2 separate regions of the Homo sapiens genome follow, and region 1 is linked to region 2. A link is a contact called in ENCODE Hi-C or POLR2A ChIA-PET data. All regions are on one chromosome and are shown on one strand. Each heading gives the region's core, a stretch centred on a gene start or an enhancer-like site at or near the end of the contact. The rest is flanking DNA. Distances are from core to core; before and after follow the strand shown. Region 1 has its middle 11 kb from the start of MIR202HG. Region 2 holds the start of LINC01167 (long intergenic non-protein coding RNA 1167).

Region 1 (6,129 bases), core at 1,391-3,890, 300 kb before region 2:
TCGTCTCCTGGCAACGGCCCCGCCTCTTCCGGCCCCATGCCCTTGTCCGGGCCACTGCCCCGCACCCCCCCCGCCATGCTGGGCTCGACCCCGGCCCCGCGCGGCCTCCACGCCTGGCTGGACGCGCTCCCGCTCAGCCACCCACGCGCCGCCTGGCCCGGGACCTCAGCTATGGCGGTGGGCGCGCGTCCGCGAAGTCGTGGAGTCCGAGGGGCCCCCGCGGCAGGGGCCTGCGCCCTCGGCCCAGGAGAAGCGGCGAATGGCCCGCGGCGCCCCTCCCGGTTGCTCGCTGACCCCCCCGCCCAAGAGTCTGGGGCTGCGAACCCCGCTTCGCCTTTGCTGCATCCGACTCAGCCTTTCAGATCTGTAGGATCCGGGACTCCAGTGTCCGACTACAGGGCGGGGCTCACGGCCCACACGCGCCGCAGTACCCCGCCCGATGCGCACGTTCCCTCTGGGCACCCCCTGGGAGCGTCCCCGTGGTGCCAGGCTGGCGCGCTGGCCTCTGAGGAGGTGGCTTCTGCTCTAGGCACCTGAGCAGCAAGTCTGAGTGGGCGCCCACGGGGCGGAGGCTGTTAGACGCATCTGGTGCTGCACCGAGGAGGCCTGACGTCCCCTGTGGCCAAGCCCCCACACCCATGGGTGCTGCCTCCGGGTGGCTCCTCCGAGGCAGAGCCCTGAGCTGATAGCGCCCATTCGTCTCGCAGGCCTGCCACGCCCCCAGCTCCCTTCAGCACGAAGAATGAGAGCGTTCTGGAGGGGACAGGCCACTGCACTTGCAGAGGGTGGGTTCCTGTCTCTCAAGCCCATACCTCCCTTCCTCCCGATCTCCCCAGCCTCCGCCGCCCACCCCATTTCCTCGACAGTTGGATTCAAGGCTGGTGTCTACCTTGTAGTGGGGACCCAGCCGCCGGGCGCCAGAGCACCCAGACCCCGGAGTCCAGCAGCTACTGGAGGACAAGGAGCAGGCGCTGTCCTTTCCGCAGGAGACAGTCAGGGTGCAGGCGACCTGGCACCCTTGTTGCCGGGACACCCTGTGGCTGAAGGACTGGGAAACAGGGCCTGTGCGGAGCCTTGCAGAGAGGGCATGGCCTTCATTTTCTCCAGCCCTCCCCAAAATGCAGACATTTGCTGAGTACCTGTGGGCACCAGCTCTTATCACCTGGCGGTGCTGGCTGGCAAGTCTGCCTGGCTGCCCTCCAGCCAGAGCCGAGCCCCTTCTCCCATCCCCAAATGCACAGAAGACAGCCAGAGAGCCAGGGTCCTGGGCAGCACCTGCCCAGCCCAAGACTCCACATGAGCACTTAGATATGCAGTGCACACCTGGCTCTCTGCACACACCTGGTTCTCAACAGACACCTGGCTCTCCATGCACACCTGCTCTCAGTGCACACGCGGCTCTGCAGTGTACACCTGACTCTCTGCACACCTGACTCAGTGCACACCCGGCTCTGCAGCGCACACCTGACTCTCTCTGCACACCTGGTTCTCAGTGCACACCCGGCTCTGCAGCGCACACCTGACTCTCTCTGCACACCTGGTTCTCAGTGCACACCCGGCTCTGCAGCGCACACCTGACTCTGCACACTTGGTTCTCAGTGCACACCTGGCTCTCTCTGCAGACCTGATTCTCCGTGCACACCTGGTTCTCAGTGCACACCTGGCTCTCTCTGCAGACCTGATTCTCCGTGCACACCTGGCTCTCTCTGCACACCTGGTTCTCAGCGCACACCTGCTCTCAGTGCACACGCGGCTCTGCAGTGTACACCTGGCTCTCCGTGCACACCTGGTTCTCAGCGCATACCCAGCTCTGTGGTGTAAACCAGGCTTGACAGGCTCTGTGGACCCATGCCTGGCTCTGCAGGTGCACACCTGGCTCTTTCACCAGGGGTCTCCAGTTTTCCTGCGTGCAGGAAGCCCCTTGCCATACCTGCCTCCCCCAGCTCCAGCCATCAGGACCCTTAAGGGATGCTGGATGGGAGCCCGGACTCCACACAGACGTTCACTCCAGGCCTGCTGGGCAGTGCACGGCCACATCCGGAAGAATCCCTCTCACCCCAGGCACCTGCCTCGGGCACAGTGGCCACAGGAGAGGCCTGCTGACCGCCTCCTAAACCTTCCTATACTGGAAGCACAGACTCAGCCAGTCTCCAGCAGCAAACAACGTGACCCACTGTGGAAAAGCTGAGCTGCCTCAAAGGACGTTTCCCAGGTGAAGCCCAGGAATGACGGCCACATATGGGCAGAGCTGGGTGGCAAGGGGCAGGCCTGTGCTCAGTAGACTCAGCCGGACCAGGGCCCCCATGTGGACCCAACGCCACTCGCCGGTCATCCCAACAGTGTCTCTCGCTCAGAGACAAACTCCAAAGGCCAGGGGGTCTCTGCTGACTCTTCCAGGGCATCCATCTGACCCCATGCTGTGCAACAACTAAGCCAGGGCCCTCCGTGGAGTCGCCTTAAACTGCAGCTTGAGCTGCTTTCCCTCTGGGTGTCATGATGCAGCTGTGATTCTTGCTGCCACACGTGGATCATGGAGGCCGTGACTGGGAAGCCAGCAGCTTCACTTCCTGCCACCACTCCCTCTCTGCCAGGCTGCGGTCAATCTGAAGCCACAAAATGACGTCACTTTCCTGCTTTCTCCAGAAAACAGCTCATCCAGATCTGGGCACCCGCTCAGGAACCGCGATGTCGACATCATCTCCAAGAGCCCCTTCAACCCCGAGGCCCCTTGGGCACAGCCTGCACACCTGCCCCACACACTCTGTCCTGTGTCCCGGGCCCCTGTCTTGAGGTTCTGCCCTCCCCGGTGCCCCTGGGCCGAGGGCTTAGTCCCCTGCGGGGTCTCAGGAAGGAACTTCAGGGCCACAAACCTCAGGAGGGTTCCAAAGCCGCCTCAGGAGGCAAGGCGAAGGCAGCTGAAAGCAGCCGCTTCCTCCCTGAGCCAGAAGGCAAGGCCCCCTCCCCCTGCACGGCCAGCTGCTGCACCGCCCTGCAGGGGCACTGAGGCACAGCCCTCTCCACCCAGTGTCCCTGCAGTGCATAGGCTGAGAGGGCGGCTTCCCAAAGACTGGCCTGGTCAGGTGTGGTCAGCTACCCGGGGCCGCCTGTTCCCAGAGCCCCTCTCGAAGCCAGGCCAGGGCTGCCTCTAGGAAGGGGCCATTCCCAGGGGAGCAGCCCCTCAGTGCCACAGTGGGCTGGGGAGGGCCACGGCGGGTGCCAGCCCCCAGGGTCCGCCGCTTCCCCGCTGTCAGGGGGACTCGGTCCTGGCTCAGGAGTCCGGGTCATGCTGGGTCATGCACGTGGCAGGCTGCAAGCGGTGCTCCTGGAATCAGGAGACTCAGGTTTTCTGGAGTCACTGCAGTGACCCCTCAGAGACAGGGCTCCCACAGCACAGATTTCAGCAGGTCCTGCAGCTGGGGCTGGGCAGGAAGTGCTGGGGAAGGGCCTGGCCGAGAAGCCCGAGCCAACCCAGGCCTAGGCAGCTTCTGTCAGGAGCTGTGGCAGTGCCAGACCCTGCCCTGCCACCCCGGGTGGTGACAGCACAGGCCACCGCTCAGCTCCAGGTGCCCCCACAGGCTCATGCACACACAAACAGGGCTGCCTGCCACCTGCGAGGAACCTGCTCTCTCCAGGGACTCAGAAACAGGCGCCAGGCCAGAGACACACCACAGCCAGAAAGGCAGGTATCAGGAGCCAGCGGGTGCTTGGTGCCTGGAGGCCACACCCCAGACACCCACAGGCAGGGCCGGCTCACCCGCCGGAAGACAGGCCCAGGAGGCCCTCTGCAGGGTCCCCAGGATGACCAGGGCCCTGGTGGCATGAGGCTGGTGGAGGGTGTTGAAGCCAGGAACCCTCTCGATGGAGTATGGACCCCATCCTGGCTGGAGGAGAGGTTGTCAGGGCGGGGCTGGCCCTTGGGAGGCACCACAACCCCTGTGCAGGGTACCCCAACCGGGGAGAAGCCACCAGGCCACGCTGGAGTGGGAGCCAGGACCTCAGCGCCAGGTCCCCACCGCGTCTGCCGTGCCCACCCCTAGAGGGTGCTGAATCCTGGCCCCTCCCAGCTCTGGGTGTGTGGTGGGGAGGAGCTGCTTCTCTCCGTCCTCACCCGGCCTTGCCCTCGGCCAGCAAAGACCGCAGAGGAGAGTGAGACCCTTGGGAGCTCCCTGGGCTCAGGGGTTCTGAGTGCCTGTGCTGGGACCTTGGACGGCCAAGACACCGCTTGACTTCCACCTTCTGTCCTCTGGCGCCCGCCTGCACCTGGTCCTCTGCCTGCCCACGCGGCCAGCTAGAAAGCGCGCGCCCTCCAGTGGGAAGGAGAGCAAGGAGTAAAACGTCCCGCCAGGGAGTGGGGAGTGTCAGGAAATTAGGAGGAAGTGTCGGGGCTGCGGCTTGCCGGGATGTAGGAGCACAGGCCCTGGGGCAGAGGAGGGGCGGGGGGAGCCGTGAGAGGCCCGGAGGGAGCAGGGGAGGTGGAGAGGAGCTTTCCCCAGTGGAGCTGGCAGGAAGAGTCCCAGGTGCAAGGAGCGCATTTTAGAATTCCAGGACTCGGGAGGAAACCTGCAGGATGAGGGCTCCCCTTGGGGGCGGCCTGCATTTCTCAGCGGGAAGGTGGGTGTGGGTGCCCCTCACATCACCTGGCGTTTATTTTTGCATGTGTGAAATATAACAACAATTTCCTAGGGGAAAACACCCTAGGGTGCACAAAAGTTGTAAAAATGGGAACATATGGTCCGAAACTCACTGCTGAATAATGTGCTGTCATGAAATTTACTTCAAAAACCCCCTCACGGAGTACAATCTTGGGTAGATGAAGGAGAAAAAAAGTAAAAATGAATTTAAAAATCTCTTAAAGCTTCTGTTTTTTGTTTTTTATTTTTGAGACAGATCTGGCTCTGCTGCCCAGGCCGGAGAACAGCTCACTGCAGCTGGAGCCGTTCTCCCACCTCAGCCTCCGGCACGTGCCACCACGCCCAGCTAATTCTTTTCTTTTCCTTTTTTTTTTTTTTTTTTTTTGAGACAGGGGTCTCACTCTGTTGCCCAGACTAGAGTGTAGTGGCACAATCTCAGCTCACTGCAACCTCCACCTCCTGGGTTGAAACGATTCTCCTGCCTCAGCCTCCCAAGTAGCTGAGATTACAGGCGCCCGCCACCACGCCCGGCTAATTTTTGTATTTTAGTAGAGACGGGGTTTCACCATATTGGCCAGGCTGCTCTCAAACTCCTGACCTCAGGTGATCCGCCCGCCTCTACCTCCCAAACTGTTGGGATTACAGGCGTCAGCCACTGCGCCTTGCGTAATTCTTTTCATTTTTTGTAGCAATGGGGGTCTCACTGTGTTGCCCAGGCTGGTCTTGAACTCCTGGGCTCAAGTGATCCTCCTGCCTCTGCTTCCCACAGTGCTGGGATTACAGGTGTGAGCCACTGCGCCTGGCCAGCTTCTTTAGATCAAGCTGTAAATAACTTCAAATAGTAAATTAGTAGAGCAGACACGACTGACTAAAATTATTAGCAATGAAAGCACAAAGGAGTAAGCAGGGGAGGCCACCCTGAGCACGTCTGGACGGCTCGCGTGGGGAGTCCACGCTCAGAGCACCCCACAGGTGTGCAGGAACCGGCATGATCCACAGTGATCGCCTTTGGTGGCAAAACTTATTTCTTTTCTGCAGTACTCACAATTCTCCATCATAACAATGTGTCGTTTTACAAGCAGGAATAAATGAAAACAATGGCTGTTCAAAGCTTGCTGGAGAGAGGCGGCGGCAAAGCTCTGCTGCTCCCCGTGTTTCTGGAATCTGTTGACAATTGTATCTGCGCTTCTCACAGATTCTGAGAAGGACACGTATGTTTAACAAATATATATAACTTCCTCAGAGAGCCACTGAAGGCCAGGTGCGGTGGCTCATGCCTGTAAACCCAGCACTTTGAGAGGCCGAGGTGGGCGGATCACCTGAGCTCAGGAGTTCACGACCAGCCTGGGCAACACAGCCAAATCCCGTCTCTACAAAAAATACAAAACTTGGCCCGGCATGGTGCCCGTAGTCCCCTCTACTTGGGAGGCTGAGGTGGGAGGATCGCTTGGGCCTGGGAGGTGGAGGCTGCAGTGAGTCGAGATTGCACCCCTGTACT
Region 2 (6,197 bases), core at 1,643-4,142:
AGTTGGTGAATTCGCCTAAGGCTCTAATGGCAGTTCCTTGTCGTATTCTTGTGACTTTTACATATGTTTGACGTTGTATCAAAATGGTAAGTTGGGAAAAACCCTCAGAGCAGCTCATCCTCAGACCTGCTGAACAGTCTTCAAAGACGCCAAACGGTGGCAGCCGCGTCTTTGTGAGGCTCTTCTGGCGACGGCGCTGGCGCGGACCTGCCCCGGCAAAGTGTGCGTGTCGGGAGGCAGCACCCGCCCGCCAGGCCTGGCCACAGTGGGAGGAGGGAGGTGGCGCAGCAGCCGCTGGGCGTCCTGGGGGTGACCTGGGCTCACAGAGGGCAGGGCCTAGGGCCACGCCGATGAGCCTGTTAAAGTGCCTCACAGTGTCATTGCGACTCATAACCATTCTCACCGTTGCTTATTTTACGTGGCACTTGCTTGTGTCCACCCAAACTGCCTGACCACGAACCCAGAAACCATGAATATTTTGTCCCCGACCGTTGGCCGCGCCCTAGAACCAGGCCTGGCCCAGGCTGGGTGGGTGGGTGTGAGGGATAAGAAGAGAAATGGCAGGCAAGTCGGTTTTAACATACAGAACAGGTGGCCACGCGGGACAGACCCTAAAGCCAAGGTTCTTTCTGACCTTATCATGAGGCTGATCCTTGGAGCGCAGGGAGGCGGCCGCAGGGTGAACAGTGCCCTCTGTGTAGGCTCCGGAGCAGAATGGTCATCATGGACAGGCCGCCGGCTGCTGGGCTGTGACTGTTCTGAGGCTGAAATGGGCAAACAGCCTTGCCTCCTCTCCACCTGCAGCTGCAAGCCTGGACAGTCGAGGCACCCCGGGAACCTCCCCTACGCTCATGTCTTGCTCGTGCATTTCTGAGCTCCCCGGCAGTTCAGCCTCCCTTGTATTAAATCCTGACAGGAAGCTTGGATTAAGACCTCGGTAGTGCTAAAGCCGTTGCTCTCTGAACCCATGCTCATGGGGGATGAATCTTGTCTCCCCAAAAGATATGTTCGAGTCCTAAGCCCTGGTTCCTACAAACGTGACCAGTTTGGAAACAGGGTCTTCGCAGATGTAAAAAGTTAAGGATATCATGATGAGATCATCTTGGATTTAGTATGGGCCTGAAATCCGGTGCCTGGCATCCTTATGGGAGAAAGGAGAGGCTTGCAAAGATGGAGGTGGGGCTGGGCGATGCTGAGGACACCCGGAGTCACCAGAAGCAGAAGCGCCGAGGAGGGATCTCCCTGGAGCGAGCAGCTCTGAGGGAGCGCAGGCCTACACCTCAATCTTGGACTCTGGCTTCCGGAACCATGAGGGAACAAGTGTCTTGTTTTAAGCTGCAGCCCAGGAATCCGCCTCCCTGTGGCTCACCAGTCCCCTTGGGCACATCTTCCCTCTCCTAATGGGGTAAAATCAGGGGCAATGTGCTGTGACCTGTGGCTTTGGGGGTGCTCTCAGGAGCGGCCTGGGGCTGAGCAGGCAGGGAGCCTCTACCTGTACCTACTGTGCCTGCTCCCTGTGAGGGCTGGGATGCCCCCCCGATGCTGAGCAGGTGCCAGGAATGTTGATGGATGGATGGATGGAGAGAGGGATGTTGATGGACGGATGGATGGAGGGAGGGATGTTGATGGACGGATGGATGGAGGGAGGGATGTTGATGGACGGATGGATGGAGGGATGTTGATGGACGGATGGATGGAGGAAGGGATGTTGATGGACGGATGGATGGAGGGAGGGATGTTGATGGACAGATGGAGGGAGGGAGGAATGTTGATAGACAGATGGATGAAGGGAGGGATTTTGATGGACAGATGGAGGGAGGGAGGAATGTTGATAGACAGATGGATGGAGGGAGGGATGTTGACGGACAGATGGAGGGAGGGATGTTAATGGACTTATAGAAGGGATGAAGGGACGGCCAGTCCACCACCAAGCAAGGATGAAACCCTAGATGCAAATCAGGCTCCGAGTCAACTTATGGGAGTTCTTTGATAAAAACACATATTCATAAAATGAGTCACAAAGGCCCTTGCATTTTTCATTTTCAATCTGCATTTGTAAACATCTTTACTCAGCTTCACTTTGTACAGGGAGGTCTTCGAAATTTTAATTTCAAGCTCAAAACATGAGGGCTGTTATTCTGGCCCACTTTTTTTTTCTTGGAAAAGATAGGAAGCTCTTCGCCAAAAGAAAAATAAGTCACAAGCTTAATAAATAACGAAGCACAAAGCAAACCACTCATGCTCAATTTTTCATACTTCTATGAATATTTCAGGAAATAATAGATGGCCTTAGAAGACTATCATAAGGCTGGCAGGGACCCGGAGCTGGGGACAGCCACCTTCTTCTCTCAACCCTCTTGATGTCATTTGTGTAAAATTAATGCAGGAGTTGGTTTCATTTTCTAATTCATCGAGAAAGGATATTTCTATTCACAATGGCATCTTCCAGTTACCCATCCAAGACTTCGGTGGTGCGGGGCAGGGGAGCCCCCAGGTGGGGCTGAGCCCCGACGGTTCTTGGCTTTACCCTGGAGGGAATTCAAGGGCAAGCCGCAGGTAGAAGGAAAGAGCTTTATTCAGGCGGCCGTGCCACAGCTCACAGCTCCCTGACTGCTCCTGCAGCGGGGCCGCCCCGTAGGCAGAGAGCAGCCGCTTGGGGCAGTTTTGCAGTCACACTTATACCGCTTTTAATCGCATGCAGATTAAGGGGCGATTTATGCAGAAATTTCTAGGGAAGGGGTAGTAACTTTTGGGTCATTGAGTCATTGCCATAGAAGGGGGCGGTAACACCCGGGTGTTGCTATGGCAACGGAAAACTGACAGGCACTCGGGTGGGCGAGGCTTAGGGAAAGCTGCTTCCGCGAGCCCTGCTTTAACTAGTCAATCCGGTCCGGAGTCCAAGTACTGCCTCTGGAGTCGACTCCCACCTCAAACCTCACTCGAATGATGGCGTCCCAGTCCTCTCTCAGAAGACGTCCATCAGCAACGTGATTCTGTCCTCCCAGCCAAGCTGGCAGCTCCCGGAGCCCCTGCCCTATCGCTGGTCTCCCGGGCTGTGCAGGCCCTGCAGGGACTGTGAGCCCTCCTCACGCGGAGGAAGCAGAGGGGGCTGGACCTGCCGGCCTGGCACATGCACGTGGAGAGGCCGACTGTTGTGCACACTCACGCAGGCACACACACACTTGCTCACACACACACTGAACTCATGCTCACACATGCCTGTCAGGCTCACACTCACACTCGCTCATCCGTGCACTGACACTCATACACGGCCAGCGTCCTAAGGCGGAAGAGTGAAGGAGAAAGGCCTGCACTCCAAGGCTGGGCTGCAAGTGCAGCGGGGGTGAGGGGTGGGGGATCGCCGGAGCAGGTGTGCAGCAGGGGTGAGGGGTGGGGGATCAGGGGAGCAGGTGTGCAGCAGGGGTGAGGGGTGGGGGGTCAGGGGAGCCAGCATGTGGTAGGGGTGAGCAGGTGAGAAGTGCCGGGGAGCAGGCATGAGGTGGGGGTGAGGGGTGGGGAGCCCCCGGGAGCAGGTGTGTGGCAGGGGTTGGGGGTGAGGGGTCCTGGGAGCAGGCATGCGGCAGGGGTCACATTGAGCCGATCTTGATGTTTCTGGTTTTGCCTTTCTTAGCCCTCAGCCCCAAATTCTTGCTTACACTTCTAGAAATAAATTACAGCCAACCCGGTCAACACGTTTCCAAATTTTCCAAGACGTTTGCTGACGTCGTTAGCTGGTGACATCCTCTTCTTCACATTTTTAAAGCTTAAAAATAAAAGTCCTGGATCCAAGTCAGACGCCAGCATTTGCTGCTTCCCCTCCGTCTTCTGAGCAGATCTGAGCCTGGGGTTCCGGCTGGGTTTGTTGTTAACTCATAGATACAAAAAACGTCTCCCAGCCCTGCCTCCCTCCGCCGTCCGCCCACAGGGCCTGCAGCCTGAGGCTGGCTCCTGCCTGAGCCGCGCGCTCTCAGTGCGAGGGGCCGTGGGGGTGTCCCTCTGTGGTGTGGCTCCGGACCAGGGGCCTCTGTCACACTCTGGGGCAGCAGTGTTTGGGAAGAGCTGTCACCTGTCGAGGGAATGCCCCTCGGGATGGCACCACCCTGGTGGCTCTGACACCCACGGTGACCAGGGAGGGCTGAGGTGGGAGCGCGTTCTGGCTGAACCACGTGGGAGGCGGCATCTGGGGACGAGGCCTCGCCGTCTGTCACCAGTGACCCTTGGCCGAGCGTGAGGACGGCTGTGTCCCCAGGCTGCAGCAGCCACGCACCAGCACCACCTCCCCCGAGCCCCTCACACCCCCTGTCCACAACCCCATTCGTGGCACCCTCGTCAGTGGTGGGGCGATCGTCCCCTTGGGTCCAATCTGGACGCTGGGGCCGAGGCCACCGGACGCCAAGGCCACCCGTTGGCTCCAGGCCGGCACCTGTTCTCAGAAGAGATCTTGCCTTTGCCAAGGCTGGCCCTGGCCTCGGGCCTGAGACAAGAGCCCAAGTGGGAGTTGACTGGGGGGGGCCTGGGGGGCACCGGAGGGGTGGGGATGTCAGGAGAAAGAAGGTGATGGCCTAGGAGCCTCAGCGAGGCCTGGACAGGGGACGGGCAGAGGAGCCTCCTTAGTCCCCGTCCAGGTGAGAAAGCCGTGGCCTCCACCCAGGTGCCCACCTGCCCCGGGGGCCTGATTGTGGGTCCCCACCTGCATGCGGGGCGTCCTCTGTATGGCTGCCAGTTTGGGGCATGGCGAGGGCCCAGGGACCTGTCTGACTCGAATTCCTGGCGGGAGCCGGGTTTGAGGCACACAGGAGCCTCGGTGCTGAGTCGGGGGCAGGTCGGCCCAGGTGACATCACACCCACCCTTGTGTGAGCCGCCAGGAGGAGCCCAGGCAGGATAAGGACAAAAGGTCAACCCTGGGGCAAGGAAGCCCAGAAGGTGCCGGCATGTCTGTGCCTGGGGTGGGTCCACCCTTCCTCTCAGGGGCCGGCGATGAGTGTCCGGGAGGAGAGCCCTTGGCCTCAGCGTGCACTGACACCAAGGTGGCGGCGCCTCCTCGGCTTATTCAGACAGCAGGACGCGTCAGAGGAGAGGCTCCAGTTTGGGTTGCCTTTCAAGCAGCGACATCAGAAATGCCCCGTCTCTCCTGGTCTGAGGGATCAGGAGGGTCTAGACCAAAGGGCGGTTACCCACCCAGGACAGCCTCTGTCCCTCTGGGAAGGAGAGGTCGCCTTGGTCAGAATCCCACCCTCACCTGGCCAGCCCAAGTCTCCCCTGGGACAGGAGGAGTGGAGGCCACCCCTTTCCAGACCCTGATTGAAATACCAGCTGAGAAGGGAGACCGGCATCCCTGGAGTGTGGTGGCCCCCAGGAGAGATGCACCCAGCCAGGTGGTGAGCGGAGATGGTACTGCAGGCACACTGGGCAGGTGAGGCCCAGGAGTCCTGGTCCAGGCATGTTGCCTCCAGCGCCCACCTGTCGGTCTGTGCAGGAGGCCAGGCTGCCCTGCAGGGGGGATTGGGTGGGGAGGAGCAAAGGGAGAGGAGGGCATCGCTGTGGCCCTCGACAGCCTGGGGGTCTCCACCAGAGTTGGCGAGGCCGGTGCTCCAGGAGCGGCCGCGTCACCCCCTGCCTCCCCCTGCAGAGCTATTCTGCACCTCCTGACCCCCGAAACGTGGTGCAGAGGCTGCCGTGTGCCTCAAAGACCAGCTCCCACCTGGGAGATTCAGGTCAGACAGACCCCTGGGCCCTCGCCATGCCCGGAGCTGGTGACTGTTCAGAGAAGGTCCTACATGCAGGCGGGCCCCCTGTGCTGGCCCACAGGCTCCAGGGACCCGTGACCAGGAGATGCTGAGCTCAGCGTGTGGGGGTGTGAACATCTGTCAAGTAAGTAAAGGCACGAGGGGAAGAGGAACCCGTCAGAGGATGGGGGTCCAGGGCCAGGCAGGGGATGGCGCCACAAGGACTGAGGGAGGGAGGACGCTGGAATCCCGCTGCCGTGGGAAATTAACCTGAGCAGCTCTTCAAGAGGAGGAGACCTTGGGCCAGTGCCTGGAGAACTGGCATGGAGCCTGGGGCTGCGTTTCAGCCATGCCCTGGGCAAGGCTCAGAGCAGCTGGCTCTGCAGGGACCTTGGCCACGGCTTCCTCCTGCTGCTCCCCAGTCTCGCTGCCTCCTTCCGGAAGGTGCACAACTGACCCCCCAAAGTGCT

The links. Hi-C counts contacts between places; a loop is a spot of excess contacts on that map. ChIA-PET counts read pairs that join two places held with the same protein, here RNA polymerase II (POLR2A). Pooled maps may share reads with other maps.
Region 1: a pooled map shows a loop between it and region 2 (11-fold over the local background). The contact joins the enhancer-like site here to the promoter of LINC01167 in region 2. A Hi-C loop is called at or near these places in 1 of 37 single-sample maps with no recorded cell type and 10 of 50 pooled maps. POLR2A ChIA-PET finds 5 or more read pairs at or near these places in 1 of 52 experiments (WTC11).

The regions. Positions count from the first base shown.
Region 1 is chr10:133,255,867-133,261,995 of GRCh38, reverse strand. No RefSeq gene overlaps it. Among named protein-coding and RNA genes, the nearest start is that of MIR202HG, 11 kb to the right of the region's middle. RefSeq lists a silencer at 1-318 and enhancers at 2,611-2,660, 3,659-3,958. Within about 2 kb of position 2,640, at least 33 of the 41 ENCODE cell types and tissues checked have a DNase peak (open chromatin) inside an H3K27ac peak, as active enhancers do.
Region 2 is chr10:132,958,932-132,965,128 of GRCh38, reverse strand. LINC01167 (long intergenic non-protein coding RNA 1167) reads left to right here and starts at 2,892. Exons shown (of 2, transcript NR_125763.1): 1 at 2,892-3,370; 2 at 3,665-3,789. The region is part of intron 1 of LINC01166 (long intergenic non-protein coding RNA 1166); the gene reads left to right. RefSeq lists an enhancer at 2,399-3,294.